Linked DNA regions of Homo sapiens: region 2 is linked to region 1. The links are chromatin loops, found by intact Hi-C in ENCODE. Cell type or tissue: heart left ventricle. All regions are shown on one strand. Each heading gives the region's core, and the rest is flanking DNA. Links, peaks and the distances in the headings are about the cores only. Region 1 overlaps NIN (ninein). Region 2 overlaps ATL1 (atlastin GTPase 1).

Region 1 (16,377 bases), core at 6,303-14,302:
CCTCATAGTTGCTACAGAAAAAGGCAGAAGGATCAGTTTCTTCAGTGCCTCACAAATCAGTGTGAACAGAATTAGAAAAGTTATAAGCAAGATAGTCCCCCTCCTTTTAGACAAACATATGTTACTTTATAACCTGGCTGGGTGACAGAACAACAATTTCTTAAACTGAAGTGGTTGGGATTCATTTATGATAATAGAATTTTAGAGTGGGCCGGATGCAGTGGCCCGCGCCTGTAATCCCAGCACTTTAGGGGGCTGACGTGGGTGGATTGCTTGAACCCAGGAATTCAAGACCAGCCTGGCCAACATGGCAAAACCCCACCTCTATTAAAAACACAAAAATTATCTGGGCGTGGTGATGGGCACCTGTAATCCCAGCTACTCGGGGGGCTGAGGCATGAGAATTGCTTGAGCCTGGGAGCTGGAGGTTGCAGTGAGCTGAGATCACACCACTGCACTCCAGCCTAGGCAACAGAGGGAAGAAGGAAACTGTCTTAAAAAAAAAAAAGGGGGGGATTTTAGAGTGTACAACATATATAAGTTAGACACATGTATAATTAGCAATAGCCTTTACAGATAGGATTTTGCACTTTAGGTCCTCAACTTTGCCAAGCAGTATGTCCTCAGCTACCAAGCTAGTTGACAGAACTTGGTACAAAGGACAACTGGTGGTTAGAAATACCAGCCCAACAGGAGCCCACCAGGTACATATTGTTCTGTGAACCCCCCTTAGCTGCACACAGCCTTACCTGTTTCATTTTCTCCAGTTCATCTTTGAGAAGGTGGTTTTCCTGTTGCACAATATGGGTCTGTATTTTAACTTCAGAGAGCTCCGCCTCCAGAGAAGACACTAAAGTGGAGGACTAAGAGAAAAATGAAAAAGTCAAATAACAGACATACATATTTAGGCTGGGGAAACTTACCAGGTTCATAAAAGGCCATATTAAGGAAACAGTAATATGAACTCAATGACACTGTTTTATGACCATTTTTTATCGTAAAAGACTTTCCACTTAAATGGCATGGAAAATTCAACATCATGCTAAAAACTCTCAATAAACTAGGTATTGATGGAACGTATCTCCAAATAATAAGAGCTATTTATGACAAACCCACAGCCAGTATCATAATGGGCAAAAGCTGGAAGCATTCCCTTTGAAAACTGGCACAAGACAAGGATACCCTCTCTCACCACTCCTATTCAACATAGTGTTGGAAATTCTGGCCAGGGCAGTCAGGCAGGAGAAGGAAATAAAGGGTATTCAAATAGGAAGAGAGGAAGTCAGAGTGTCTCTGTTTGCAGATGACGTGATTGTGTATTTAGAAAACCCCATTGTCTCAGCCCCAAATCTCCTTAAGCTGATAAGCAACTTCAGCAAAGTCTCAGGATACAAAATCAATATGCAAAAATCACAAGCATTCCTATATACCAATGATAGCCAAATCATGAGTGAACTTCCATTCACAATTGCTATAAAGAGAATAAAATACCTAGGAATACAACTTACAAGGGACATGAAGGACCTCTTCAAGGAGAACTACAAACCACTGCTCAAGGAAATAAGAGAGGACACAAACAAATGGGAAAACATTCCATGCTCATGGATAGGAAGAATCAATATCGTGAAAATGGCCATACTGCCCAAAGTAATTTATAGATTCGGTGCTATTCCCATCAAGCTACCATTGACTTTCTTCACAGAATTAGAAAAAACTACTTTAAATTTCATATGGAACAAAAAAGGAGCCTGTATAACCAAGACAATCCTAAGCAAAAAGAACAAAGCTGGGGGCATCAAGCTACCTGACTTCAAACTATACTACAAGGCTACAGTAACCAAAACAGCATGGTACTGGTACCAAAACAGATATATAGACCAATGGAACAGAACAGAGGCCTCAGAAATAACACTACACATCTGCAACCATCTGATCTTTGACAAACCTGACAAAAACAAGAAATGGGGAAAGGATTCCCTATTTAATAAATGGTGTTGGGAAAACTGGCTAGCCATATGCAGAAAACTGAAACTGGACCTCTTCCTTATACTTTATACAAAAATTAACTCAAGATGGATTAAAGACTTAAATGTAAGACCCAAAACCATAACAACCCTAGAAGAAAACCTAGGCAATACCATTCAGGACACAGGCATGGGCAAGGACTTCATGATTTCTAAGGTAAGTTTTGCATGTTTCTCCACTGTAAAATTACTGTCTTTTTCTTGGAGGAGATACTTTGAGACTATACAAATTCTATTTCTCCTCAAACTTCTGCTTATTAATTTTAACATCTATCAGTGCATTTTGTCTACAACTATTATTACTGGGGTGTTTGCCTAATGATGATTTTCTATTTTCTTCTTCATTTATTAATTGGAATTAGAGCTGTTGTTTTCCCTCCCAGCTTAAATTTTTATATCAATATGGACTCATTTATTTATTTATTCAGTTTTTTTGGTGGGGAGATAAGGTCTCACTCTGTTGCCCAGGCTGAAGTGCAGTGGTGCAATCTTGGCTCACTGCAGCCTCGACCTCCCAGGCTCAAGCGATTCTCCTGCCTCAGCCTCCTGAATAGCTGGGACTATAGGGGCATGCCACCATGCCCTACTAATTTTTTTTGTATTTTTTGTAGAGATGGGGTTTCACCATGTTGGCCAGGCTGGTTGCAAACTCCTGGGCTCAAGTGATCCACCTGCCTTGACCTCACAAAGTGCTGGGACTACAGGCATGAGCCACTATACCTGGCTGGTATTTATTGTAGTCTATGTTTATTTCATAATTATATTTATTTTATTCTATACTATCATTTATTTTGGTGATCAAATTGTTCCAGCTTTGGCCATCAGGACACAGGCCCTTTTGACATGTCCTTTTTTTTTAAAACATCTTTTTCCTTCTGGCCCCATCAGATGTTCCAGGCTTATCCTGTATTTTTCTCTGCCCCAGCCCTAGAATCAATCATTTTTCCAAGGAACCCTGGTTCCTTTTATAGGAGAATGGTGCTTAGTAACCAAGATCTGGGCAATCCATGCATATATACACATCTGTGTTTCTGTATCTATCTAGCTTTGTATACATATTAGAAACCATGAGTTTATCCAAATACCGCAGATCTCAATGTAACATCAGAGGGCTCATCTTAGCATTCCCCATTGCCCCACTTGCAACTTCTTCTCCAACAGTGAGAAATCTAGTTCTTATTGTTCACAACATATTTACTTATTTGTTCAATTCTAGTAAGACATATAGTAGTTTCAGAATTACTAACCCATACCTCTTATGAGAATCCTGTTTACTGACTAGATTATCATAGCATGTAGATACAGTTCATCTTGTCTTTAGCCTGGATAGTATCCAGTCAAGATATTAATTTCTGAATTACTTAAGAGAATTGTTTTCTTCCCCAGTGTGGTTATATTACCCATTTATAACACAGTTAGGCTCATCTGTTCATGTATGTGCTCCCTTTGGGTTTCTTCCCCCACCACTACCATATTGATTAGTTTTACTTGTGCACTTATTCTGGGGGTAAGTGAAGAGTATGTGAAACGTTACTATGGTTCTAAGAGTCAGAGCTATACGAAAAGATAAACTCAGAGAAGTGTCATTGTTCTTCCTCGTCCCTTCTAGCGCATTCTCATTCCTCTGTTCCATCCCTTTCCCACCCTCCCTTTTTAGTTTCTGGTTTATCCTTCTTGTGTTTCTTTTGCACAAATGAGCAGACATGTACTTTTTAATATCCCTTTCTTACACACACAAAGGCATTCTATAGATACTTCTTTGCACTTTTCTTTTTTCACTTAACAGTATGTCTTGGAAATCATTTCATATAAATAAGGATTTCTTTTCTTCCTTTTTCTTGAACAGCTGCACAGTACTACTTCATGGTATGGACATAACCCCCACATGTATTCACCTACTCTCCTACACATCAGCATCTATGTTGTTTCCACCATTTTGCAATTAGAAACAGTGCTGCAGTGAGTAACCCTCTGCATATGAGTTTTCATATTGTTGCGGTGGTATCTTTAGGGTAGATTCCTAGAAGTGAGATTTCCAGGGCAAAAGCTAGGTACATATGTAATTTTGTTAGGTATTGTCAAATTCACCTACAAAAAGGCGGTACCAGTTTGTATTCTCCCAGCAAAGCATGAAAGAGTCTGTTTCCCCACAGCCTTGCCAACAGAGTATGCTGTCATATTTTAAAATTGATGCCAGTCTTATAGGTGAGAAATTATACAAGTGTTGTTTTAATTTGCGTTTCTCTAATTTTGAGTGATTCTGAACATTTTTCCATAGATTTGAGGGCCATTTTAATAATTTTATTTTATTATTTAGAGATAGGGTCTCACCCAGGCTAGAGTGTAGTGGTACAGCCTCAAGGGATCCTCCTGCCTCAGCTTCCTGAGTAGCTAGGACCACAGGTGTGTGCCACTACACCCAGCCAATTTTTAAACTTTTTGTAGAGATGGAGTCTTGTTATGTTGTCCAGGCTGGTCTTGAACTCCTAGGCTCAAGCTATTCTCCTGCCTCGGCCTCCCAAAGTGCTGGGATTACAGGTGTGAGACACCACGCCTGGCCCATTTTTATCTTTTGTATATGATTTATTTGTTCGTATGCTTCTCCCATTTTGCTATCAAATTTTTGGTCCCATGTCCCTCCATTTTTAAGAGTTCTTTACTAGCAGGGATATTAGGCCTTCTCACTGTGGTATATGTTGTGAATATTTTCTCCTAGTTTGTCAGCTGTCTTCTAACTTTGTTTATGGTATCTTTTTGCCAAGTAAACTTTTTTTAACATATAATCAGTGTTTTCTTTTATTGCCTCCGGTTTTTGAGTTACAGTTAAATAGCCTTTCTTTACACCAGGGTTAAAGACAAATTCACCCGTATTTTCTTCAAATATTTGTATAGTTTTTTTTTTTTATATTTAGTCTCCTAATCCAATTAAGTTTATCCTTGTGCATGGAATGAAACATAGGTCTAATTTTATCTATTTCCGAATGTCTACTCAGTTGTTCAGGCACCATTAATTTAAAAGTCCATCTTTACCCCAGTGGTTTGAGAAGTGGCCCTGGTTATACACTACGTTTCCATTTGTATTTGGGTCTAATTCTAGACTTTCTATTCCACTTACCTACTTATCTATTCATGTGCCAGGACCATACTGTTTTAATTACTAAGGCTTTATGTTTAAGGAAGTTTAATACAAACATTTCTTCTATTTCTTGGGATTTCCTCAAAAAAAGCTGTCAGGTGGCTACAGGCCATACCTGCACTTTACAACGTTCCAGTTCTTCTTTCAGATTAAACTTCTCTTGTTCCCGTTCCTCCAATGCACTGTTTCCTGGCTCTTTTTCCTTCTGGCATAGCATTTCTGTTAGACGTTGATTAAGTTCTTGCAGTTTTTCCTGGTTTTGAGAGTTCTTTTGGCTAAGTTCTGTATTTTCCAAATCCAATTGTTGGTTTTTGATTTTTAATTCTGAAATCTAATTAAAATTAAAATAAGTTTTTCAAACTTGTTACCCTACTTGTGCTAAAAAAAAAAAAAAACAGATTTAGAGACATAATTGTCTTTTCCCTCTTTATATAAAGTTTAAAATATATATATATTTCAAAACAGAAATAATACACACTCATTATTACAAATTCATTCCATTCACAAGTGTATGAAGAAGTGAGACACTCAGTCTGACCCCACTCTACAGGGGAGCCCATTGTCCACAGCTGGATATGTGTCCCTCCAGATCATTTTCTACGCATATACAGAACCCATACACACATACAGATTCTTTTCTTCTCTTTAGCAAAATTTGGAAATTTTATGTTTGGACAGCTTGCTTTTTCTACTTACTTACTTAAAGACTCTTTCCAGGTGGGCACGGTGGCTCACGCCTGTAATCCCAGCACTTTGGGACGCCGAGACAGGCGGATCACCTGAGGTCAGGAGTTCGAGACCAGCCTGAACAATATGATGAAACCCCATCTCTACTAAAAATACAAAAATTAGCCGGGTGTGGTGGCATGTGCCTGTAATCCCAGCTATTTGGGAGGCTGAGACAGGAGAATCGCTTGAACCCAGGGGGCAGAAGTTGCAGTGAGCTGAGATTGCGCCATTGCACTCCAGCCTGGGCAACAAGAGCGAAACTCCGTCTCAAAAGGAAAAAAGACTCTTTCCAAGTCAGTGTGTTCAGCAACCACCACATACTACTTTTTACTGGCTATAGGATATTCCATGTAGTAAGATATTCCATAATGCATTTATCTGTTCCCACGTTGATAGACATAAAGTTTTTAAAATCATTATTTCTTTTAAATGGATCTTTTAGAAAATCCATTTATACATGGTAGTATTTTGTATTTAGAATTATTTTTTAGAAGTAGGATTGCTGGGTTAGAAGATCTGTATATAGATATATATTCATTATTGTTTCAACAGATATCTCTAATATGTCTTCCTCACAGTGCTACCACCTTATAATCCTAACAACAATGCATGGGCACAGTCATTTCCTCACATCCTTTTAAATACTAGATATCAATCTTTACTTCTTGCTAATTCAATAGGTTAAAAAAAAGACGCTTATTGAATTTGCACTTCTCTAATCACTAATAAGGCTAACCATCTTTTGTATTCTTTTTTTTTTCTGTGACTTGACCATTCATATAGATTGCCTATATTTCAACTGGATTTTCCCATTTATTTGTAAGAGTCCAAAATACATTTTGGATGTTAACACCTTGTCTATTTCAAGTGCTGAAAATACTCTTTCCCAATATGTCCTTGTCTTTTGACTGCTTCAGACAGATTCTTAAATGGCCTTCCCTTTTTATAACTGCATGTTGTAAGATTATACAAATTGAGCACTGAATGGCACCAGCTATCTGAATAAAATGTAATTCTGTGAAATGATATGCTGATTAGCTGGCATTCTGTATATGTGAAATTCTGCCCTTAACTTTCTGCTTTCAATCATGGTGAGGAAAAAGGAAGGGCTAACATTAACTGAAACTGCACAAGGGCTACAGCTAATATTTCGTAGGTATGGTTTTAGAGGTATCACCTCCTCAATTCTGCTGATGATAAAGCTTTATCAAGCACTTAGGGCCTAGAATAATATATACATTATTTAACATAAAACAGGAAGCTAGTTTAGAGTCAGTATGAGGTAAGTTTCCATTTTCAAATTCAGAATTTACAACCTTACCATCATTAGCTATATGCTATTCATTACCGTGTGCTGTAAATTTATAAATTTCAAAAAATGGGAAAATTTTGGAATCAAAAAACATTGAGAAATATTAAGTATTTCCTTACCTGTTTCTTTAAATTTTCAACCATCTTCTGAACTGCAGCATTTTCTTGTTTTACAGTTTCCGTTTTTTGCCTAAAAGGAATGATGAAAATAAAATTTAATGGTTAGGCTTTAAAAGCTGAAGTAAAAGAATTTTAGTCTTTGCAAAAATGTCTTAGGAAAATGTAAGTATACGTCTTACCACATTTCTTCCTGAGATCCATTTAATGTCCCTAATTTCAGGTTAGAAATGCTATCTTCTTCATTTAAAGTAGTAATTTCATTTCTCAAAATAGAATTTTCCTGTTGAAGCTTTTCAGATTCATATCTGAAGCACAGAGATTGAAAAAAATTGTTACAAGGCAGTCATCTGGCATCTTTGGAAAATATTTTCTAGTAACTTCCAAAAGGATGAGTATTCAATGCCAGTTAAAAAGAAAAGTCTAAATTAGTAGTCTCTTAGTATTTGGAAATCGAGTTATGACATATTGACACATTTCTTTTGGGAAGTAAGAATTTCACTAAAAGATGTTAGAGAAGTGTAGCTAAAAAACCCTTAAGCCTGGAGAAATGAATCAAGACTCAATGCTCATTCTGGTTGTTGATTTTTCTCAATGGCAAGCATACTGCTTTGAGCAAATGTCTTCATTTATCTCAGTCTCAAGTCCTACCTGTTCTGAATACACATAAGCCATGTTACAAAGCTATATTAGCTTAGTTTTAGGCCCCTGGGTACCTAGGGAAAGAAAATTCTCTATTGAAATCAAAGGGCCACAATGAAATATGTACACTGTTTACTTTGTGATTTTATTCATCTCATTATATTCTGATTTTTAGGACTAAAAATGGTCTGAAGAAGAGGAAAAACTACATTCAGAATTAAATTATTTCAGAGACATTTCAGACGTCCTGTAATAGTTTACAAGTTTTTTTTTTTTTTGAAAAACCAAATTTGCTAGAAGACTATGCAATTATATTTTACAATGTCAAGTGGGCAGTGGTTCAAATTAATTCTACTTGTATCTCTGCTTTTCAAGCATATTTATTAGAATCTGGAGGCTCCTCAAATTATATGTTCTAAGATAAATTTCCACTGTTTGTTTTGTCTCTTTTTTTTTTTTTTTTTTTTTTTTTTTTTTAAAAGAGACAGGGTCTCACTCTGTCACCCAGTCTGGAGTACAATGGCATGATCATGGCTCACTGCAGCTTTGACCTCTCAAGCTCAAGCAACCCTCCCACCTCGGCCTCCCAAGTAGCTGGGACCACAGGTGTGCACCACCACGCCCAGCAAACATTTTTTTATTTTTCTGTAGAGGCAGTCTTGCTATGTTCCCTAGGCTTGCCTGGAAACTCCTGGCCTCAAGAAATCCTCTTGCCTTGGCCTCCCAAACAGTTGAGATTGCAGGCATTTAAGCCATGGTGCCTGACCATTTGCACTGTTTATGGGTTATCAGCATGTGCTTCAAGTGATATGAGTACAAAACTATAAAGACAGAACATTTTTTCTATATTAGCATAAGAAGTGAGTTCTTATCTACTAAGTTAATAATACACAAAAAATCATTCATTTGTATATAACATGTTTCCTCAAAATGAGGAAAGTAACACTTAGCAAAATAAAAAAAAAAAATCCCCTATCCATCTAAATGAAATAAGTGCTAGAAAAAAGTTAAAGAGGTACATTGAGGATGCACATGGTTAAACAGCAAACACTCGCCATTGTGAACTTTCACACCCCATATGAACACTTGTTTGCTACAGCGGAAGGGAATGCCTCCTAAACAAGGTTATTTTATTTGTTAATACGGCACAGAAGCAGAAGGAAGTCTAGAGAGTACTGCTCTCTTCGTGAAGACTACTAGGTTAGTTTCTCTAGGCACGGCAAGCAGTGGAAGTTAGATCTGGTGAGGTGCTCTGTGGGATTCGTGACGTCTAGAAGGTACATACATTACCTCAGAAGTTCAACTTTTTGCTGCATCTCACTGCACGTGATCTGCAAGTCATGCATCATTGCCTTCAGCTCTTCCTCCTTTTCTCCGTGAGAAAGTACATCTTTTTGCTTAACTAAAATAGTGACTCTCTCCTTCAACTTCCTAGTCAGCTCCTGTAACTTTGTTTTCTCCAGTTCTAACTCTGCTATGGTGGCCTGATGCTGAAAATGTTTGTCTTGAAAGCCTAGGAGAGTAGTGTTTTCCTCCAGTATAACTTGATTCTGTACTCTTGGCCTTTCTTGATGTGTCTGAATTGTTCCATGTAACCAGGCAATTTCATGTGCTTTTACTTTTTCCAAGAGCTGTGTGTTCCCCTCAAGGTACTGGTTTTCTTGCTTACATTCCTCTATGACATGATGTACACTCCTAACCCTGGGCACACACTCTTCCAGTGTCTGATTGAGCTGGAGTATATTTCCATCAGGTTCGATTTCCAGGTTCTCTAAACTGGCTTCCCATAAGCAGCAGTCACACCGCTGGACCACGCTTTCCTGAAGCTTCTCAATCTTGCCTTGAAGTCTCAAAACCAGAACATTCAGCCCCTCATTTTCTATTTTGACCTCATCGTAACTCTTTTCCAGGCTGAGGAATGTTTCAGTGACTTCCTCCATTTTCTTCAGCTCATCCTGCAACCTGAAAACCTCTGCAGTGAGTTCTTTGTTATTTTCTAGTGCCTCATCGTAGCGTGTCTCCATCATTCTCAGCTCTTCCTGAAGGCAGTCATTTTCTCGGCTCACATCTTCATACAACAGCTTATATTTGGGAGAAGCCTCAGGGATTCTCTCAAGCATCTTCAGTTTCTTTTTTAGCACAGAAACATCAAAAAGTAGGTCCTGTTTCTTTTCAGAAGCTCGATCACAGTCCGCACATAACATCATTAGCTGTTCCTGAAGCTGACTAATCTGATTCTTCAGCTCCCAGGATTCAGTCCTGGTCTCTTCACTGTTTTCAAGCTCAGAAAAACCCTCTACTGAAGCTTCAGACTCCTCTATTTTGACTTCCTGTCTCTGAACAGAGCTCGTCCCTGTACTTCCCAGGTCCCGGACCTCATCATCTTCCAGGTCACTTAGGACATGCCGCCTGGTCACACCTTCTACTTGCTTCGTTCGGTTTTGCTGTAAAAACTGCTCTGTTTGTTCCGCAGTATTTCCAAAAAACTCAGTAGCTGGCTCATCCAAACAAGAAGACATTACTAACCCTGGCTCTAACTTTTGTAGCCTCTGTTGCAATCTAGAAATTTCAGTAGCCATTTTCACATTTTCCTTCACTGCCTGTTCATGAGCTCTCTGCAGGCTTAAGAGGACGTCCCCATTTTCTTCCAACAGCTGCTCCCCTTGCTGAAGCAGGGACAGGGCTCCATCTCCTTCCACCTCCTCCTCTCCTATCACCTGGCAACCACTCTGAAGCATTGAGAGAGGAGATGTTGCCTGCTGCATTTCCTTTATTTTACTCTGAAGTCTGGAGATTTCTGTGCTCATCTCGGCTCTTTCTCGATCTGCTGTCTCACAGGTCGCTTTGTGAATGTTCTCCATGGCTAGAAGCTTGGACATCATTTCCTGCCTTTCCTGGTCATGTTCCATTTCTAGTCTTTCCAGCCGCTGGCTGGCCAGCTGCTCCGAAGCCCCTGCCTGGCACAGGACCTCCTCACGCTCCCTCAGTTCCCTTTTGTGACTGCTCTTCAGCTCAAGTATCTGGTCAGACAGCAGGCTTTGCTGGGTTTCAGATACATTTCTTAGGTCTTCCAGGTCTTGGAGTAGCTGCTGTCTCTCGACGACCATGCTGTTCAAATGTTCTTTGTATGTTTTCTCCAGCATCTCTCTCTCCTGGGTCAGGACCAGAGAAGTTGTTTTCTCTCTCTTAAGAGTCTCTTTCAGCAGCTCCTGGGCTTCCGCACACTCCTGGGTGAGCTCGTCCTTCTCAAATTCCCACTGGGATTTCTCCTCACGCTGCTGTTCCTGGAGGTCCTTCAGCTCTTGGCGGTAGCGCCCCTCCAGGCTTTGCAGAGCGCTTTCACACCTCTCAGTGACTTTCTGACAATCAGACTGAAACTGGGCTTCTATTTGAGAGGTTCTTCTATTACACTCTGTTTCCATTTTTTCCCTAAATATAGTCAACATACAGCATTATTGAAACTGCCGCCAACTCCAGAAGCAAACAAAAACCATTTTCCCATGCACTGAGAAAGCTGCTGAGCAAACAACTGAAATACTCCCTAAAAATGCTCTTAACTTACTCCTATGTGATTCATTTATACTGGAAAGGGATCTCATTTCTGAAAGCTAAGACTGGCAGCCATAATTCATTTAAAAGACTTACCTCTCTCTGGAGTTAGGGGGAAATCTTAGAAACTAATTTCTCTGGCACACTCCCGGATGTATTTGTTTATGGATTTTTAAACCAAAGACAAATGACCAAATGTATATTAATCTAATTCCTCACTTGGGAAATATATACCATTCCTTCATTTTAATTAAGCATGCGTTATAGGATATCAGTCACATAAATGACACATATGAACAAATTCATTCTGCTTTTGCTTCTTACTTAACGAAGTAGCACCAAGTCAATCAGCGTGTGACGAAACAAAGCCCTCAAATAAACCTGGGATTTCACATGAGGAATGTAAGCATGGAGTGCTGTTTCTTAACTCTGGGAGGAAATGTAACCTTGCCTGGAATCCAGTTTATTAATAGCTTTTCTCAGAAAGCAACAGGATTGAACTAGGAAGGAACCACTTTTGGGATAATCTTATCCTCCTCTTGAGCCTTATAAGGTAGAATAAATCTTAATACGAGGAATACTTTCCTCTTTTACAAACATAACAAAATAAAAACAGTTCCAATCATCCCAAGGTAGGTTCACATCAAAATAATGGCAAAAACAGTAAAAAAATATTTAAAAGAGTCTACTCAATCAATGGGCTATTATGCCTTCTGACTTCTTCAAGTCTCTTAAGCGACTGGCACTTTTTTTTTTTTTTTGAGACGGAGTCTCGCTCTGTCGCCCAGGCTGGAGTGCAGTAGCGCGATCTCGGCTCACTGCAAGCTCCGCCTCCCGGGTTCACGCCATTCTCCTGCCTCAGCCTCCAGAGTAGCTGGGACTACAGGCGCCCGCCACCACGCCCGGCTAATTTTTTGTATTTTTAGTAGAGACGGGGTTTCACCATGTTAGCCAGGTCTCGATCTCCTGACCTCGTGATCCGCCCACCTCGGCCTCCCAGAGTGCTGGGATTACAGGCGTGAGCCACCGCGCCCAGCCACAACTGGCACTTCTAATGCCCCGAGGGATGGTGCCCCAGGTAGCTTCATTTCCCTTCACTTTCTTACCTTCCCTCCTGAAGCTCCCTTTGGTGCTTTTCCAAGAGCTCTTTTCTTAACTCCTCTTTCTCAAGAGTGTGTTTCTCCACCAGGCTTGTCAGCTGCTCCTGGTGAAACTGCTCTAGTTCCTGAGTCAAGCCTCTCACCTTCTCTTCTGTCCAGGCGCTACTCTGAAGGCCTTCCCTCTCCCGCTCAAAGCTTGCTTGAGCCTGTGTCAGTCTAGCCTTGAGCTCCATCTCATGTTGCAGCCTCAGCTTCTCCTGCAGGTGAGTCTTTTCCTCCTCAAGCTTCACTTGCAGTTGTTTTTTCTCCTCCTCATGCCTGCAAGTGGCCTCATGATGTGCCTCCTTGAGCACTGCTGCTTGCCCCTGAAGTTCAGCAATTTCATTTTTAAGGTCACTTATTTGTTTTTCTAAGGTGTGCGTTTCGTTCTCATGCCTTTGCTTCATGTTCTCCTGTGCCTTCTTGCAGCTGACCACGGTTTCGTCCAGCTGCTTTTCATAATGGCGCACCTGAAGGCACAGAGTGACACCACCACAAGATTACTCAGCTCAAGGTCACTGAAAGTGAAGTGATGGAGCAGCAATTGCTTTTTTTTTTTTTTTTTTTTTCCCTACAAGACATTTCTCATTTCTCTATCTTGTTTTAAAGTAACTGAATTCAACACTTTAAGCAAGATACTTAAGTCAGGCATGGTTTACATATCTCTTTTAAGTGGCTGAATTTTATTAGTGTCTGAACAACCTTATTAAGAACTGAGCAGCCATTACACATAGCTACCCTCTGTCTTCCCATGCATCCTTTCCAACTGTAAACTTGAGTCTTGGAACATATATATTTTTTGAGACAGGTTCTCACTCTGTCACCCAAGCTGAAGTGCAGTGGCGTAATTATGGCTCACTGAAATCTCCATCTCCTGGGCTCAAGCAATCCTCCCACCTCAGCCTCCTGAGTAGTTGGGACTAAAGGCACACACCACCGTGCCCTAATTTTTTTTTCTTGGTAGAGACGGGGTCTCACCATGTTGCCCAGACTGGTCTTGAACTCCTAGGCTCAAGTGGTCTGCCCACCTCGACCTCCCAAAATGTTGAGATTACAGGCATGAGCCACTGTACCCTGCTGGGTCTTAAAATACTTAATTAAATTCAAATATTAATTGAACACCTATCAGGTACTTGCAGGCCTCGGAATACAACGCTGGGTAAGATATGGTCCCTGCTATCCAGGAGAAACCAGTCTAGACATGGATATGACAACTATAAGTACAGTAGGAGGCAGAAAATAAAAGGTATACAAAAAAGAGCTACAATGTAACCCAGGGACTCAAAGGAGGGAAAAAAATCACATTTTAGTTGGAGAAATTCAAGAATGGCTTCATGCAAGAGGCAGCATTAAATATAAATCCTGAAGGGTAAGTAGACTTTCGAGAGGCAGAAAGAAACTAATATCAGCATAGTTTGTAACAGCACAAGCAAAAGAGGACAGAGTGTGATGGACAACTAGGAACTACCCAATTTAGCTGGAGGATAAGGTAACTCATAAGAACGGTCAGTTGAAGTCTGGACTGGAAACGTCAGTTGAAGTCTCATGGTGAAGAGTTTAGAGGCCAAGGTTCAGAACTTGTACCTAATTTAGTAGGCAATGAAACATCAAAGGGCTTTTTTTGGTTTCACTGAGATGTTTTTAAAAAAGAAATTGGGAGATAATATAATGGGTTTCAAGCTTCAAGTTCCATGATTGCCAGGGCTGAAGATATTACATTTTGGAGAAACTCTCCAGAAAAAAGGGGCCTTGCTGTCAGCCTACAAAACCATCCTGAGGATGTGGGTTCCCAACATAGAATGTGCTGCTCTATGAGAAAAAAGAATTGGAAATGCCCTACACACATAAGCCTGTCAGAGCCAAAAGAAATTAGAGAAGTGGATTGGTGGGAAGGACTTACTTTATCTTCGAGCTCCAGTCTGAGGCAACATATGTCCCTGTGATGTTGTTCTTTCATCTGTTCAATGACCAGCTCTGCCTCAATGCTCATATTCAATGGATTGCATTCTTCAGAACCGAGCCCTGAAAACACATGGGACTCATTGATCCTGCAGCAGGTTCTTTCAATAACACAGTGTGGCATCTGAGGAGGGACATCCAGTTTAACTAAGGAATGATTTTCAGCCTGAATTACCAGAGATGTGAACTAATAGGAAATAACAGAGGCCAAGAGAAGTCTTTTCTCTTTTCAAGCGTTAGGGCAAACAAGAAGAAATGAAGGTGAACAGATTCTTTCATGTACAGGCAGTGGAAAAAACCTTAATAGAATCCATCTCTTAGAATAGTAGGTGGTGGGGCGGCGGGGGTGGAAATTGTTGCTTATAGGTAGCTACCTCCTAATGCAAATGCTGCAAATTGAGGTAATAGCATGAGGTAGTTTGGTCAAACCAACCAGACTCCTACCCATCCAACAAATACTGAATGACGATGTGGCAGGAAAATGAACGGCCAGCATACTTGCTGCGATGCCCTGAGGAGTTAGCTTCATGGGTCACACTATCAACAACCCATCACTCAGCATTACAGAAGACTGCCTATTTCCTATGAATTTCCTAGAGTGTGGGTAGATCCCCATTTTATCTTATCAGCTATTATTGGCTAAAATTATCATATTTTAGCTATTATCAGCATAATTTTAGCATATTATCAGCTAAAATTTTAAAAAACAGGGCATAGGTTAGGAACCAGGATACAGGCAGTTGTGGGTAGAAATTCTTAACTCATGCATGAGCTCATCTCTGCAACTGCCCACGACGATGACTGAGAATGACACTGAAAATGTGAAGCATAAGTTGGGGGCTGAGCTTGTACACAGAAGAAAAGATTATGACTAATCTCTTAAGGCAGTGGGACCCAAAATAGCTTTGCATGTGGGGATACACAGGCAGATGGAAGAAAGGAACTTTTCTTGGGTATATGTCTAGCAGCTGCAACTGGCAGTCTTGCTTTGGGTCTTCTCTTCATATTTGATGGCATATTCCCAAATGAGAAGTAACACCCAGGGTGTGAGCCACACCACGATGGTACAGCTTCTTGTCCTCATGAGGAACAACCCCAACACTTGGCCATCTATGGAAAAGTCCATAACAGCTGCCGAGATATATCATATTATGAGATCCTCAGACTGGAATGAGCTAAGAATCAGAGGGGAGGTCTTAAGGCCTCTTTGTCTCCTCCTTCCCCAATCTGTTAATTATTCTGCAGTAAGAGGAGGAATAAACAACCTGTGTAAGAACGACACTCCTATCCCCAATAGCACTGGGGAAAGTTATTTATAACAGAATAACTGATTATGAGCTGTCTCTGAAATTTAAACTCAACACCCCCGAGAAAAGAGGTAGGCTATCAGGAGAGAGGAAAGGAGCTCATAGTTAATGCAGGAGGCTCCCAAACTCTGCCTTCCAAACTTGCCACTCAAAATCTTCCTCAAAGGCCAGGAGGCCAGCCCTTATTTATCTTCTTTGTTCTGCTGAGGCAATACAGACATTCAGCACAGCCCGTATAAGAAAACCAGCTATGGATTCTGTAGTATCTGGCTGGCCTGCTCTCCAAAACCATCTTCATATGAGTTACACACTCTCTTCGAAGAGGACAGCAATAGCTCAGTGTCTGAATTCTAACACTCCCAAGGCCTGGATTCCCAGATTTGCAGCCAGTTTTTTGTTTGTTTTGTTAACAAAGCAAATACCCTTGTGGTTTGATTCTTCCATTCCTTTGTTGACGCATATCA
Region 2 (16,377 bases), core at 4,015-12,014, 120 kb before region 1:
GACCAGCCTGGCCAACATGGTGAAACCCTGTCTCTACTAAAAATACAAAAATCAGCCAGGCATGGTGGCACATGCCCATAGTCCCAGTTACTTGGGAGGCCGAGGCAGGAGAATCGCTTGAACCCAGGAGGCAGAGGTTGCAATGAGCCAAGATCGCACCACTGCACTGCACTCCAGCCTGGGGGACTGAGTGAGGCTCTGTCTGAAAAAAAAAAGAAAAAAAGTGTTACTCCAGTGAACACACAGATTATAAAAAAGTGAAACAGCTTTTTTGCTGACACAGAGAAAGCTTTAGTTTGGATAGAAAATCAAAACAGCCACAACATGCCCTTAAGCCAAAGCCTAATCCAGAGCAAGGCCCTAACTCTGTTCAATTCTATGAATGCTGAAAGAGTTGGTAAAGATGCAGAAGAAAAGTTGGAAGCTAGCAGAGGTTTTTGGTTCATGAGGTTTAAGAAGCCATCTCCGTAACATAAAGTGCAAGGTGAAGCAGCAAATCTTGATGTAGAAGCTACAGCAAGTTATCCAGAAGATCTACCTGAGATCATTGATGAAGGTGGCCACGGTAAACAGAGATTTTCAATATGGATGAAATAGTCTTCTATTGGAAGATGCCATCCAGGACTTTCCCAGCTAGAGAGGAGAGGTCAATGCCTGGCTTCAAAGCTTGGAAGAACAGGCTGACTTTCTTGTAGCTGGTGACTTTAAGTCGAACCCAGTGTTCATTTACCATTCCCCAAATTCTAGGCACTTAAGAATCATGCTAGGCCGGGCACGATGGCTCACACCTGCACTTTGGGAGGCCCAACACTTTGGGAGGCCGAGGTGGGTGGATCACGAGGTCAGATAGAGACCACGGTAAAACCCCGTCTCTACTAAAAATACAAAAAATTAGCCGGGCGCAGAGGCGGGCACCTGTAGTCCCAGGTACTCAGGAGGCTGAGGCAGGAGAAGGGCGTGAACCCAAGAGGCAGAGTTTGCAATGAGTCGAGATCACACCACCAGCCTGGGTGACAGAGTGAGACCCGTCTCAAAAAAAAAAAAGAAAAAAAAAATCATGCTATACCTACTCGTTTGTGCGCTATTAATGGAAGAACAAAGCCTATGTAACAGTACAGCTGTTTACAGCATGGGTTACTGAATACTTTAAGCCCACTGTTCAGACCTACAAAGAAAGATTCCTTTCAAAATATTACTGCTCGTTGGCAATGACCTTATTCATCAAAGAGCGCTGATGGAGATGTATTTAAGGAAATTAATGTTTTCATGCCTGCTAACACAATATCCATTCTACAGCCCAGGATCAAGGAGTAATTTTGACTTTCAAAAGTTAATAAGAAATACATTTTGTAAGGCTATAGCTGCCATAGATAGTGATTCTTTTGATGGATCTGGGCAAAGTACATTGAAAACCTTCCAGGAGAAATTCACCATTCTGGATGCCATGAAGAGAATCTGTGGTTTATAGGAGGCAAAAATATCAACAAGAATGTGGAAAAAGTTGATACCAACCCTTCTGGATGACTTTGAGAGGGGTCCAAGACTTCAGTGGAGGAAGGAAGTGCATGTGTGGTGCAAACAGCAAGAGAACTTAAAAGTGGAGCCTGAAGATGTGACTCAATTTTGTATTCTCTTAACGGATAAGGAGTTGCTTCCTATGGATAAGCAAAGACAGTGGTTTCTGGAGATGGAATCTACTCCTAGCGAAGATGCTGTGAACAGTGTTGAAATGACAACAAAGGGTTTAGAATATTTTTTATTGGTACATAATAGATGTACATATTTTTGGAGTACATATGATAAATTGATACATCCATATAATGTGTAAAGATCAAATCAGGGAAAGTGTGGTATTTATCACCTTAATATTTCTTTATGCTAGGAACATTCGAATTATTCTCTTCTGGCCATTTTGAAATGTACAGTAGATTATTGCTAATTACAGTCACCCTACTGAGCTATTGAACACTGTCTTATTTCTTCTAACTGCTTTATTTGTACCCATTAATCAACCTCTCTTCATCCCCTTCCCCCTACTCTTTTCCTTTCCAGGGCTTTAAAATATGAAATAAAGTTAGTTGATAAAGCATTGGCAGGGTTAGAGAGGATTGACTCCAATTTTTAAAGAAGTTCTACTATGAGTAAAATGCTGTCAAATGGCATCCCAGGCTACAGAGAAATCTTTCATGAAAGGAAGTCTATCAATATGGCAAACTTTACTGTTGTCATATTTTAAGAAATTGCCACAGCCACCTCAACCTTCAGCAACACCACCCTAATCAGTCAGCAGCCATCGACATCGAGGCAAGAGCCTCCACCAGCAAAAAGATTGATGTGCTGAAGGCTCAGATGATCCTTAGCATTTTTTGCAATAAAGTGTTCTTAAATTATGTACATGGTTTTTAGATATGCTACTGCACACTTTACTAGACTGCTACATAATGTAAACATAACTTTTATATGAATTAGGAAATAAAAAAAATCATGTGACTTGCTTATTGCAGTGGTCTGGAACCAAACATGTATTATCTCTGAGGCATGCCTGTAACCAAAGTGAATGGTATGGTTAACTGAGATTACCCTTGTAACTTTTCAAAAAATTGAAAATGTTATTCAAGAACATTTAATATACTCCTAACTTAGTTTCTGGAAGAAAATACTCAATTGGCTCCATTCAAATAAAAATCAGTAAAACTGCTAAAGAATGTATTTCACAGTTTACTTTGAGAGCTTTATAGCATTGATCATTGTTTATTAAACCTCATTGGTTAACATGACTTCAGTGTAGTTAGATTTCCTAGAATTTGGATATACGTAGTTTTCTTAGATTTGGATTCATTCTGTGAATGAACTCAGTTTGCACTTCATGTTGTGTCACACGTCTTTTCATCTTGAAGGACTTGGATTAAGTGATAAATATTATTTTCCATGTCAAAAAGAGAAAAATTTAAAATGATTTTAAGCCACCTATAAAATACCAGTCCCATTTATAGTCATGCCTCGTGGATAGGGGGTGGAAAGATGTGGGCTGACAAAACATATATGCAGGCTCCTGATTATTAACGTATTCTAACAAACTCAACTAGCTAAGTGAAAAATTTTGATACAGTTGCCAATTTTACTCTGCATTGCATAAACAAATACTTCTCTATCTGATACAGATTTGTGGTGGTGACAAACCATTTCTGGCCCCAAATGACTTGCAGACCAAACACCTGCAACTTAAGGAAGAATCTGTGAAGCTATTCCGAGGGGTGAAGAAGATGGGTGGGGAAGAATTTAGCCGGCGTTACCTGCAGCAGTTGGAGAGTGAAATAGATGAACTTTACATCCAATATATCAAGCACAATGATAGCAAAAATATCTTCCATGCAGCTCGTACCCCAGCCACACTGTTTGTAGTCATCTTTATCACATATGTGATTGCTGGTGTGACTGGATTCATTGGTTTGGACATCATAGCTAGCCTATGCAATATGATAATGGGACTGACCCTTATCACCCTGTGCACTTGGGCATATATCCGGTACTCTGGAGAATACCGAGAGCTGGGAGCTGTAATAGACCAGGTGGCTGCAGCTCTGTGGGACCAGGTAAGAACACCTTTAATTCACAACTAAATTCAGCACACATTTGAATGTCATCCATGTGCCAGCCACTGCATTAGATGTTGGAAATACAGATCAACAGGAATTGGGCCCCAGTCATCAAGAATGTTATGACCTGCCCAGATACAAGCAACTAACTATATAATACTGTGTAAAATGTGAAGTCCTACACAACTATTTTCCAGTTAACATTTCAGCATTTAAAAAAATATACATCAGTTTAGTAGTATATATACTTTTTTTTCTTTTTTTGGGTAGGGGGGCAGTCTTGCTCTGTCATCTAGGCTGGAGTGCAGTGGCGTGATCTCAGCTCACTGCAACCTCCGCCTCCCAGGCTCAAGCAATTCTTGTGCCTCAGCCTCTCGAGTAGATGGGACTACAGGTGCATACCACCATCCCCAGCTAAGTTTTTGTATTTTTTGTAGAAACGGGGTTTCACCATGTTGGCCAGGCTGGTCTCAAACTCCTGACCTCAAGCAATCTGCGCGCCTCAGCCTTCCAAAGCGTTGGGATTATAGGCGTGAGCCACCCAGCCTACTTTTTATTATTCTAAAAATGTTATATCTATTAAAAGTTGTAAGAGACAACAGCTTTTATTTAGCTAATTATGACTTGTGTTAACATTATCTCATATTTACAACCTATGATTTGATTAGCATTAGCTTTGTTAGGAGCTATCTGAACCACTATCATAAGTTGTCATATCATTCTCTTTTTTAGTTAAAAACTTCCAAAAGCAGTATCAGATTACTTCAGATTGTCTCTGTACCTGTAGGCAGCAGGTAATAGCTACAATTCTTCCAGCATTAAGAACATACTTATGGCCAGGTGCGGTGGCTCACGCCTGTAATCTCAGCACTTTCCGAGGCCAAAGTGGGCGGATCATCTGAGGTCGGGAGTTTGAGACCAGCCTGGCCAACATGGAGAAACCCCGTCTCTACTAAAAATACAAAAATAGCCAGTCATAGTGGCGCATGCCTGTAATCCCAGCTACTCGGGAGGCTGAGGCAGGAGAATCGCTTGAACCCAGAAGGCGGAGGTTGCACTGAGCCGAGATGGCACCACAGCACTCCAGCCTGGGCAACAAGAGTGAAGCTCCATCTCCCAAAAAAAAAAAAAAAAACCCTACTTATATATACTTTATAACATAATTGTAACGTGCCTTTGAAGGATCTAGCTGAGATAAACTAGTGGTAGCACAATGGGAAATGAATGAAGTAAAAACTGGATCCTCTGAGCCACTTTCTGAAATAGTCCCTCAACCACAAAAGATTTAAGAGGGGTTGAGGTCAATGTCAAAACCCTCCTAGACTTATGTTATGCTAAAACCTATGAGGAATACAGAATTGAGTTCTTCAAAGATTCTGATAAAATATGTAATCTAAACTGAAAAATCTGCAGGAGTATCTGTTCTGAAATGCTCACAAATTAATATTGTAAGCAAAGTTGATTATAATGCTGTTAATAAAGCAGGATATATACTTTTCTTTTTTCTTTTTAATCTGCCTTTGCCACAGGGAAGTACAAATGAGGTAAGTTAAATTTTTTAAAATTCAGAGCTATGTATGTGTAAACATTATGATATTATTTTATAAACTGACTAAGCCATTAAAAGATGTCTTTATGTAGATTAGAACAATCTTTGGTGACTTCTAACATTTAAATTTGTAATTGTGAATTTTTAACATGGTCTTAAAATATTTAACTTTTTCTAGACATCATGTATGATTTGATCTACACACACACAAAAACTAAGAATTGAATATCATCAGTATTTGTTTCATGAATGTGTAGAAAACTTCAAAATTCTTAAGCTCTGAAATGGTGGACTCTGCTGTACTGCAGAGTAAAGCAAGCAGTTATGAAACCTGAGGAAATGTAACTACTGGAGGGTATTTATTTAAATGTAGCTACAACCTTTAGAAGTTGTTTTCAACTTTGGCTTTTGACTGACAGTAATACATACCACTTTAAGCAGGGCCCAGGCCAGTATGTATTCTTTCTTGGCAGACCTCAGGCCTGACCTGTAAATTAGTGTTCATTTCTCCTACCGCACATGTGCAACACTACATATCTCAGAAAAGACTCTAGGCATCCACGAAGGAATCATCTGTTACACTAAGAAAAATTACCACTCTGGAATCATTTAGGTCATTATCTTCAGGAAGCAAAGCTGATCTTGAACAACTATAGAGATAATTCTTTCCTCAGTTTCTACTGTGGCATATAATTGGATTATGTCCTCGAATCAAATACCATTTACTATTTACAAGTCAATAAGAAGTTATTTTATGCAAAATTCAGTAAGCAAGTTCATTAAAAAAGCAAAAGCAAATTTCAGCTTTGTAAATCAAAGCTTAAGAAAAAATATAAGAGAATTAGAATTAAATTGAATGCCTTAGAATCAGAATATAATGGAAAACAATACTATGTTGCACCAATATACATTCACAGATCTGAAGATGGTACCATACAGACGTAATGCCATAAGAAAATCAAGGCCAGGCGCGGTGGCTCACGCCTGTAATCCCAGCACTTTGGGAGACTGAGGTGGGCGGATCACGTTAGGTCAGGAGTTCGAGACCAGCCTGGCTAACATGGTGAGGCCCCATCTCTACTAAAAATACAAAAAATTAGCCAGGTGTGGTGGCAGGCACCTGTAGTCCCAGCCACTGGGGAGGCTGAGGCAAGAGAATAGCTTGAACCTGGGAGGAGGTTGCAGTGAGCCAAGATCGTGCCACCACTGCATTCCAGCCTGAGCGAGAGAGTGAGATTCCAACTCAAAAAGTAAAAAACAAAAACAAAAACAAAAAAAAACCAGATCCAAAGAAAGTAGGTATAGACTCACAAATGATAAAAATTAATGGAATTTCCTGGGAACAGATTACTATTTAAAGGATCTCAAGCTTTTATGCAGCTTTTAAAAATATTCAAAGACTCTTTACGAACTCCAGAACTAAATCAGACAAGTCATTTGTAACTGACTGTCAAGTATGTGAAAGTCAGAGGAGGGGATGAAATCTTAGACACTAGCTAACGGGGCCAGGAAACAAAGATATCTATGAACACTTATATAAAGCAATATACAATACACAGAGATTCCTATGATTCAAACATCATTAAAAACCCACAGAGAACAATAAGAGGTAGTTTTAAATGAGGAAAGCTTGCTGAGGTAATGTTTTTGAATAAGGTTTGTAAGATATTAGCTAAGTCACGGAAACAAGGCAAGAGCGTGTAAAGTGAAGGATCCTACTGTGCTGGGGGAAGGACACCATATGTGCTTAGCTGCATGACTGTATCAGTAAATGATGGAGAATAAAATTGGCCCCACTCAGGAAAACACTGGAAGCCCAGAAAGCAAGTAGCCTAGCTATGCATAATAGTTACTGCCAATCAGAAGTTATGAGGTCTTACAATTCATCTAAAACTGCTAATATTCACAATTTGAATTTTCAGCACACCCCTGGGGCAAAGTAGAAGCTCACTGCTCCAAGAGGTATGCAAGGTAAAAGGAAACACAGTTTGAGAATAAAACATTCACCACACAGGTCAACACACAAAAGTGTTAATGCACACATTGAGGAGTTGAAAATACTTTTGAATTTTAAGATAATAATTTATATATCGATTAAAAAAGATTTCAAATTCAACATGCTAAATTTTATACAGTACGATAAACTAAAAAGGAAAAAATTTTACATCTGTGTGTTTAATAAAATGTTTTATAATTTTGATGCTTTTATTCTAGGCTTTGTACAAGCTTTACAGTGCAGCAGCAACCCACAGACATCTGTATCATCAAGCTTTCCCTACACCAAAGTCGGAATCTACTGAACAATCAGAAAAGAAAAAAATGTAATGCAAATTTTAAGAAATACAGGTGCATGACCAATTGTCAATTAAATATTCAGTTTTATGTCTCCATGCAAACATTCAAAGTGCTTCCATCAGAACGGAGTAAAATACTAAACACCTCTGAAGACTGCAAACTGGATTAGTTCTTTTACTTCAGTGTTTAATAAGCAGATGTATGTATGCATGGTTATACTATTTTGTTAACATGTACAATTTCCTGATTTTTCTTCAAAAATGCTGTTATAAAGTATTTGTCTATTTATGATAACAGTACACGTGTTCTGCTTGAATTTACTAAATTCTACTACTGGGTTATAATTAAATCATGTGATATTCCACGTTTGGATATGCTCATTTAATTTCTACAGAAAAAATTTTAAATTATTTCACATTAGCCATTTGTTAAAACACAGCATCATAACTCAGCAGGCTGGATTTAATCTGTATCATCTTATATATATCACAATCTTATTTTTAAGCACATTTTAGAGTTCCTTAGTTGCTTTATCAAAAACCAGATATTGCTTTTACATGGTTTAATAGAATATAAACCTCTTGATAAAAAATGCACAAAAAATCACTTTGTATATGTGAGTTTCACTGCATTGTATATTTTTTCATTTGGTACACAAAGAATGTATTCTTCATAGGTTTATTCTTTTAATATGTGAACTATTATTAAAGTTTACTCTGGTTCCTAAGATTAAAAACAAATGCTTACTGAATTTGAAAATGAGAGGTGCTGATATAGAATGATGAAGGTTTATCTCTTTTTTTAGACTCAAGATGCATTTTATTTAATGTTGACATCAGTACAAACTTAAGTTTCTATTTTACAAAACATGCTAATTCCTTTAGGTAACTTCTAGTTCTTAATGACTAAAATCTCTAGTGGAGTTTCACTGAACAGACTTCTTAGAGGAAGAAGGAAAGTGTGTTAATGAAAAAAGTAATACTTATCTAGGAGGTCCAAAACAGAGAAACTTCTAAAGACTGTCACAGAAATGGCTACACCATAATTAAGTAGCGATATAAAGTAAGAAGTGACAGGAAAGAACAATTAAGATAGAGGAGTGTGGGAGTTCATAAGATATATATACTGACATCTTAGAAAAGTCTGATCACAAGTTCAGCAAATTATCTTTTCCCAGTGATAAAATTCCACTAGCCACACTTTCATTTTTCAATACCCCTTTTCATTACCCCTTTCAATTATATTGATTCCTTTGTCTATGGCCTTTTGAACAGAAAAATGAAATACAGCACTATGTCTAAAACATGGACTCAAAAACCACGCGCTTAGTTTCCACAAAAATATATTTAATAAGCTTGTTATATAAAATCAAACACTTAACATTGTCAACATTTCTTCAGTTATTCAAACTCACTGATATCTAACTGGGAGTAGTTTGTATTCTGGAAGACTTCCTAAGCTAAAAGTATATTTACATATTTACAACACATGTAAATATAACTGAAGAACTACTTCAAATAATGTTGAAATTCACAGAATTCTAGAGATTTATAGTTATAGTTTAGAAGTATCACCAATTTGTTTGCAATCAAATGTACAGCACTAATTATGAAAAATGTTTTAACTATTAAACCAAAAGGGGAGAAAAACTGGGAGGGAAATATATGGTGTTAAAGTCCTGTGATAAATACTTAGAAAATTAAAAAGTAATAATATACATTCGATTTAATGACCAAAAATTTTTTTTGAATCCCTGGTTGTCATTTTTGGTAGCTTAACCCAGTCTGTCAGAAGGCAGTATGCTATGCTGTCAGGAACTCTCCACTGCCTCGTCAGAGCCATGCTAAATGCAGTAACAGCACTGGCTGAAAATAAGGAAGATGATGTTAGCAACTTTGAGTTTCACGCACCTTCCCAATACAGGCTAAGTATTCCTGCTTATATGTATTCCTGAAAGATTAAAAGGCCCGTCACCCATTCATACCAAAAAATACTTTCTCAACATGCTTTAAAAGGATTCCTTATTTTGTTTTTATTTTTTTATTTTTTATTTTTTGAGACAAGGTCTGGCTCTCTCTCTCTCAGGCTGCAGTGCAAGTGGTGCGATCTTGACCCTGCAACCTCTGCCTCTTGGGCTCAAGCCATCCTCTGACCTCAGCCTCCCAAGTAGCTGGGACTAGAGGCACACACCATCATACCCGGCTAATTTTTTTGTATTTTTTGTAGAGATGGGGCTTCACCATGTTGCCCAGGCTGGTCTTAAACTCGTGGACTCAAGCGGTCCACCCACCTCGGCCTCCCAAAATGCTGGGATTACAGGAGTGAGCCACCACGCCCAGCTGGGTTCCTTACTTTGGAGAGGGGAGACAAACATACATCATATATAAATATTTATCACAATAAGGTTCCAAATCCTATTTTATATTTCAACTACATCATGGTAATATTTAAACCATCCCTTTCCAGACAATATTTCACACTACAGCGGTAAACTTTTTTTTTAAAAAAATACCGCAGATTCTTTTTTTTTTTTAAAGAAGGTACTACTGCTGTAAGAAGTTAACAAGTAATAATTTCCTATTTAACATCTGTTCATAATGACATTTCCGCTGCGTTTTTTTCCATCAAGAATACCAAAACAGTTTCCTAATATACAGTATTTGAAAGTGTTTGCCATATTGGCTCTTAAAATGATAGACTAATTTTTCTCATTCAATAAAAGAAAATTTCTAATAACAAAATACATGTAAAGTTAGAATTTTATAATTTCCACAAAGGAAGCAGCATTTATTAACCAGAGTACTTGTTTGCAATTTTTTATCTGTGAAAATATTTTAAAGCTCTTACAAAACTTAAATTTTTAAAAAATCAGCTCAAAAATTTTTTCCATGTTGTTGGGCATACCACTGCTGTCTCTGCTTTCGGTTTTCCAACTCTGTAAGAAGGGCTTGTCTGTATGCTTCATACATTTTAACAATCTGCTCCAATTCTTTCATGAAGAGCAACTTTAGCATTCCCTGGTATGTATCCAGGTCAGCCAGCTGGAAGAGTTCCCACTTCAGAATGTGGTCATATCTGTTTTAAAACACAATCATATATATGTTCACAACACATACATAAACATGTATTTCTAGCAAGAAACTAGTCTGTTTTTTAAAATGTCAACTTTATTTATAACTAAACAAACCATAAGTTTTAATTAAAAATAACTGGGCACAGTGGTGGCGCCTATTATAGTCCCAGCTACTTGGGAGGCTGAGGTGGGAGGCTGAGGTGGGAGGACTGCTTGTGCCCAAGAGTTTGAGGCCAGCCTGGGCAACATAGCAAGACCCTGTTTCTAAAAATAAATAAATCAGTTTTTTAAAAATCTGAGTTATTAACTGCTATTTACATATAATTCTTTGTTGGTTTGTTTTTTTGAGACAGAGTCTTGCTATGTCACCAGGCTGGAGTGCAGTGGCGTGATCTCAGCTCACTGCAACCTCCGCCTCCCGGGTTCAAGCAATTCTCCTGCCTCAGCCTCCCAAGTAGCTGGGATTACAGGCATGCGCCACCATGCCCAGCTACTTCTGTATTTTTAGTAGAGACAGAGTTTCACCATGTTGGCCAGGAGGTTCTCAATCTCCTGACCTCGTTATTCGCCCACCTCAGCCTCCCAAAGTGCTGGGATTAACTTTGGGAGCCACCGCGCCCGGCCTACATATAATTCTTCTAAGCAAAGGAGAAAACTGCTAATATTACTTCATTTCAATTTAAGTTAAAGAATACCTATTTCTTTAAATTACCCATTATTCTAATATTAACACCAGACAACCTTGAACACAGATTTCAAACTACAGTGGTTCTATAATTTCTGAAGAACATATTTTGTGCTACTTATAAGTTCATCAAAAGTTAACTGTCAGGAACTTAAGAATACTTTAGACCATATTGTGCTTGCAAATGATAATGCACAAAAATGGATGGTCATTTGCATCATTCATGTTGATGCATCTTTTTGAGGAATGCTATTCACAACAGCAAACAAGGAACCAAACAGAAGGAGAAATGAAGAGGAACCCTCAATTCGTGGCTCTAAGTATTCTTGAGGCTGAGTACACAGCATCTAAAAAAACAAACAGGAAAACTAAAGAAGGAAAGAATAAACTTTTTAAAATGAGAGAATGAGTAGACTATAGAAGGCTTCAGTGTGGTGAAGGATTCACAAAAGATTCTGTTTACATATATCATGGAAGACCATTAGTAGTCTTTCAGTGGTAAGTAGATCCCTGCTTAGCAGTAGTACCTTTAGTAGTCGGCTACATAGTTCCATTTCAGTATGTGATGAAGACAGCACTGTAATTAATATTCTCATTTTAAAGATGAAAAACACTAAAACCTAAAGAGGCTCTTTACCTCTTGCAAAAGTGCTTAGTGACTAAAAGTTCAAAAAGGAAGAGAACTATGGACCAAGATGCTTCAAAATAGTGGTTTTCAATGTTAATATCCACTAAGACTAGACAAAGAACTTGAATTAGGGAAACGCATGTTATACCCGAAATTATACCTCTCAAATCATACTGCAGAGCAGACATAATAGGAAGCTTTGATTGCAAACTCTAGCATTATTTTTAATGATCGTTTATAGTATTTCCTACCCAGTGGTTCTTTGATATTATACCATTTTCTTTCAAAAGGACTGTCTAATATTTTAAAATGAGATTTTAAAAAAGGGAGATAGAAAACATACCGAGCAGTTAGTGTGAGCCACTATACTTGGCATTTTGACATGTTTCTATTCAACTTGAGTATGTGTAACAGAAATGTCAGTAATACAACATGCAAAAACTGGAAGGTAAATATATTTAATTGGACTGCCAATTTCACTCAGTTACTTGAGAGCTGCAAATTTATTAATAGATTTAGATTTCTTTGGTAGGAAGCTCTGTTCTTTTTAATGGGAAACTCCAACCACTTGTGAACATAAATTAGAGTGATACTGTAAGAAATACTCAATGAGCCTCCATGAAGAAACAGTTATAAGGTATTTCTTAGAACATCCACCATTCTTGTAACTTAAGATTTTATGTGCTCCTTGGAAACAAATTCATAATTCCTAACAAAAAATCTTAATCTCCCAGAGTTAGCTAAGAGGCAATTCAGCAATGTCTACTAAGTCAAGATGGTTACCATTTATACCAGGTGAACTACAACAATGTTAAACTAATCTATCATCTGTGTACTTTCTAGCAAGGAAAACAAAGAACAAAAATAAGATGGTAAATATTATACTTATTTTTAAGACACGAATATCATTCTGTATAAGTATTCAAGTTTTGTCTAAAGGAAGAAAAAATCTTCAAACAATTTTGTCAGTTTTTTTTTTTTTTTTTTTTTTTTTAAGAGATGAAGATCTCCTATGTCTCCCAGGCTGAAGTGCAGTGGCTAATCACAAGCACAATGCCACTACTGATCGGCACAGTAGTATTAACCTGCTCCCTTTCCAACCTGGGCCAGTTCGCCCCTCCTTAGGCAACCTGGTGGTCCCTGCTCCTGGGAGGTCACCATACTGATGCCAAAGAGTACAGACATCCGACTGGCATAGTGCATCACAGCCCAGAACTCCTAAGCTCTAACAATCCTGACTCTGCCTCTCAAGTAGCTTGGATTACAGGTGCACCACCATGCCTGGCCAAGTTTCTGACTTGCCAATCAGCATTCAGCATCAAGAGTACGATTATGGGTAGAAGCAACAAAATCAGATTAGAGAAAATCCTTCTGGGGGAAGAAAGTGCACTCCAAGAAGGGCACAGATGTGAAAAAACTGCAAAGCATGGAATGGAAATCCTATTCCAAATTCTTTCCTCTGTTGCTTCTACATAGTTACTACCCTTCTGCCTATAATCACCTAAGTGTTCCTTCTTTTTCTGAAAAGTATAAACTCCCATTCTTTCCTTCTTAACTAGCCAAGAAATTTGCTTCCACAAGTTTAACTTTTAGTCATTTATACTGTATATACACAGGTAAATCATTCCGAAAATTGGGTGTAAAACACTCCAGTAGTCCATGCTTCTAGCATCTCTTTCACTCTGTTTTTCCTAGGGCAGTATTCTATTCAAATACTACTTATAAATAAGCCATATATACAAATGCCAGTTGCTATAATGCTACCAAAAATAACCTGTCCACACTGCATGCTGACTTCAAGATCAACAGTGCTGCTATCCTCAGCTCCAGGTATCACCATGTAGCCTAAGTCCCCTGCACCCACCCGCCATAACACTGTGTCCACTCCTCCCTCTTTTTCACCTGTATCCAGAGCAGGGTCAATGGTGACACTGCAGGACTGCCAAGCCACTGGAATAAAAAATACCCCTGCCACACACTGCTGAGGACTAGTGTTTTGGTGTGTGTGTGAGAAATAACAGAAAGTAAATATGTTCTTGACAATGTTTTTGCTGTCAAAGATTAAATTTTATTTTATTATATTTTATTTTGAGATGGAGTCTCGCTCTGTCACCCAGGCTGGAGTGCAATGGCGCAATCTTGGCTCACTGCAACCTCCGCCTCCCGGGTTCAAATGATTCTCCTGCCTCAGCCTCCCGAGTAGCTGGGACTACAGGCGCGTGCCACCATACCCAGCTAATTTTTTGTATTTTTAGTAGATACAGAGTTTCACTGTGTTAGCCAGGATGGTCTCGATCTCTCGACCTTGTGATCCACTCGCCTCAGCCTCCCAAAGGGCTGGGATTACAGGCATGAGCCGCCGCACCCGGCCTAACTTTTAAAATTTTATCCTATAGTTCAGCTTGAGTACAGTTATACCAAGCATTATAGACTTTTGTGAGCAGACACAGGAACATAACTTTACAAAAATTAAATACAAATTTAAAACACAGTCTGTTTCTAAATCAAGTTTTAGAAGTATATGCAAAAATTGTGTTGGTAAATTACTGTGAGAGATAGGATTAAAGAATTTCAGGATTAAAGAATTTCAGATTCTCAATTGTCTGAAAAACAAAAGGAAGAAACATGCAAATTTTTTTTGCAAAAATGTCTCTTTTTGTTGTGATAATTGATTCTCATTATCTAATTCATAGATAACCACTCACCCTTTGTTGATAGAATATTAACCATTTCCATCCTCTTCAGCAACATTAATTAGAATCAACTAGAAAGCAACAGGCTTCCAGACCTCTTGTTTAAGTTTTTAAGCAGTAAAGAAGTATAGTACTTGCTCCCTTTTTGTCAGTCTGGCCCATTTTGGAAGAATTACAACCTATTTGCTAGTTTCCTTGAGTTTTATAGTTAGCTCACAGAACCACAGAATTCAAAAAGACTATAATCTTCAGGAATCTGTTTCTTTCTGTAAGAAACCAGGAATTCCATTTAAGTACTATCTCTTCCCCCAAAAAGGAAAGATTATGCTATTTCTTATTAAACATGACTATAGAGTAGAAATAACATACAACAGAAAGAATAACTCTCCTCAACCATATCCACCCCCAGAAATACTAAGGTTAACAGTTAGGCACATATTCTTCCAGATTTAAGGAAAATAAAAACGCATACAGATATTATGTACTATTTAGAATCAGCATACAAACATACAGCTGTAGGTCAGGTGGTATCAAGGGACAAAGAAAAGAGGAAAATAGGAAAGAAAATGCCATCTGCTATCATTCCTTTTTCTGGCACTAGTAGGGGGGCAGTCAGGGTCTCTCATGCTCTGTCACCCAGGCTGGAGTGCAGTGGCACAAGCATAGCTCACTGCGGCCTCAAACTCCTGGGCTCAAGCAGTCCTCCCACCTTAGCCTCCCAAGTAGCTGAGATCACAGGCATACACCACAGCATGCTGCTAATTTTTAAATTTTTTATAGAGACAGAGTCCTGCTATGTTGCTCAGGCTGAACTTGAACTCCTCAGATCAAGCTATCCTCCCACCTCAGCCTCCCAAGTACTTGGGACTACAGACCATGCAAAAAGCCTGGCTAATTTTTAAAATTTTTCTGTGGAAATGGGGCTCTCGTTATGTTGCCTAGACTGGTCTCGAACTCCTGGACTTAAGAGATCCTCCTGCCTCAGCCTCCCGAAGTGCTGGGATTACAGGTGTGAGCCACTGTGCCAAGCCCAGGTCCTTACTTTTATCACAAGTACTGTATCACTTATTTACAAATTAATCTTCTCCTATGAGAATGTAAGTTTCTTACTTGTATCCCTAATAGCAGAGGCCCGCACACAAAGAAATGAAGATTCTATAAATGTCTGAAGAACTAATATTTCTAATTAATGATTTTCACACATTATAAACTATGACATCCTTTATTCAAGTCACGTATTACTTAGAAGCCGAATATTATTAAGAGTAAAATATGGCACACTACTTGGATCGAGCAGCCCAGAGACTCCATTCAGCCCTTCACTCACTCCTCAAACAAATTTGTGTTGTAAATGTACTTACTTCACAGGGGCTCGTGCGTAAACCTGAAGCCAGTCAGGAATTTCTGCAGTATGATATGGATTTGCAGGTACCAGAAGGGACTGATTTCTTTCAGTTTGCTGTGGCTGGTATGTGACAGGAGGTGGTTGATCATACCGAGGTACACTAAGAAGAAAGGAGTGACATTCTTTAGGATAAAGGTCTTAAAATCTAAACAAGAAATTATAAAGAACAAATAATACTTAAGCATTTTTCAGTGTGCCTTCTGTCCAAACTGACTTACACCACCTGAAAGGTAATGTATTTTTAAGATATTTCTTCTGGCTGGTATTTAGTCTTTTCAAAAACAGGTTCAAAGGAGGATATGAAAAAGCTGGAACTAAGTTTTAACCTTTATACAAAGGCTTAAAACTAGAATAGTAAATTCCCACAAGAAATAGTCATCAGCTGTAAATTCATATCAGAAAGGTTGACAGTTTCTAAGAAAGGATGTTTCCTTCCTCCCGTAGGCTGAAAAT

The links. A loop is a pair of places that touch in the nucleus more often than their neighbours do. Peaks named below come from ENCODE experiments on the same cell type or tissue, not always from the same donor. Only the 100,000 strongest peaks of a DNase experiment are listed, where the experiment ranks them.
Region 2: a loop joins it to region 1, with 3 times the contacts of the local background. A loop is called at or near these places in 2 of 110 quality-filtered maps.

The regions. Positions count from the first base shown.
Region 1 is chr14:50,747,243-50,763,619 of GRCh38, forward strand. NIN (ninein) reads right to left here. Exons shown (of 31, transcript NM_020921.4): 16 at 14,548-14,669; 17 at 12,615-13,117; 18 at 9,250-11,388; 19 at 7,500-7,625; 20 at 7,321-7,390; 21 at 5,276-5,491; 22 at 750-863. Among named protein-coding and RNA genes, the nearest start is that of NIN, 76 kb to the right of the region's middle. RefSeq lists enhancers at 12,936-13,085, 13,136-13,205. In heart left ventricle, for the core only: no CTCF peak of the experiment used is centred there; no DNase peak of the experiment used is centred there; H3K27ac peaks cover 1,292 bases.
Region 2 is chr14:50,624,870-50,641,246 of GRCh38, forward strand. It overlaps ATL1 (atlastin GTPase 1), which reads left to right. Exons shown (of 14, transcript NM_015915.5): 12 at 3,162-3,593; 13 at 5,126-5,140; 14 at 7,360-8,176. The coding sequence ends at 7,470. It overlaps SAV1 (salvador family WW domain containing protein 1), which reads right to left. Exons shown (of 5, transcript NM_021818.4): 4 at 15,881-16,024; 5 at 8,711-10,515. The coding sequence ends at 10,314. It also overlaps the pseudogene RN7SL452P. Among named protein-coding and RNA genes, the nearest start is that of SAV1, 35 kb to the right of the region's middle. In heart left ventricle, for the core only: no CTCF peak of the experiment used is centred there; no DNase peak of the experiment used is centred there.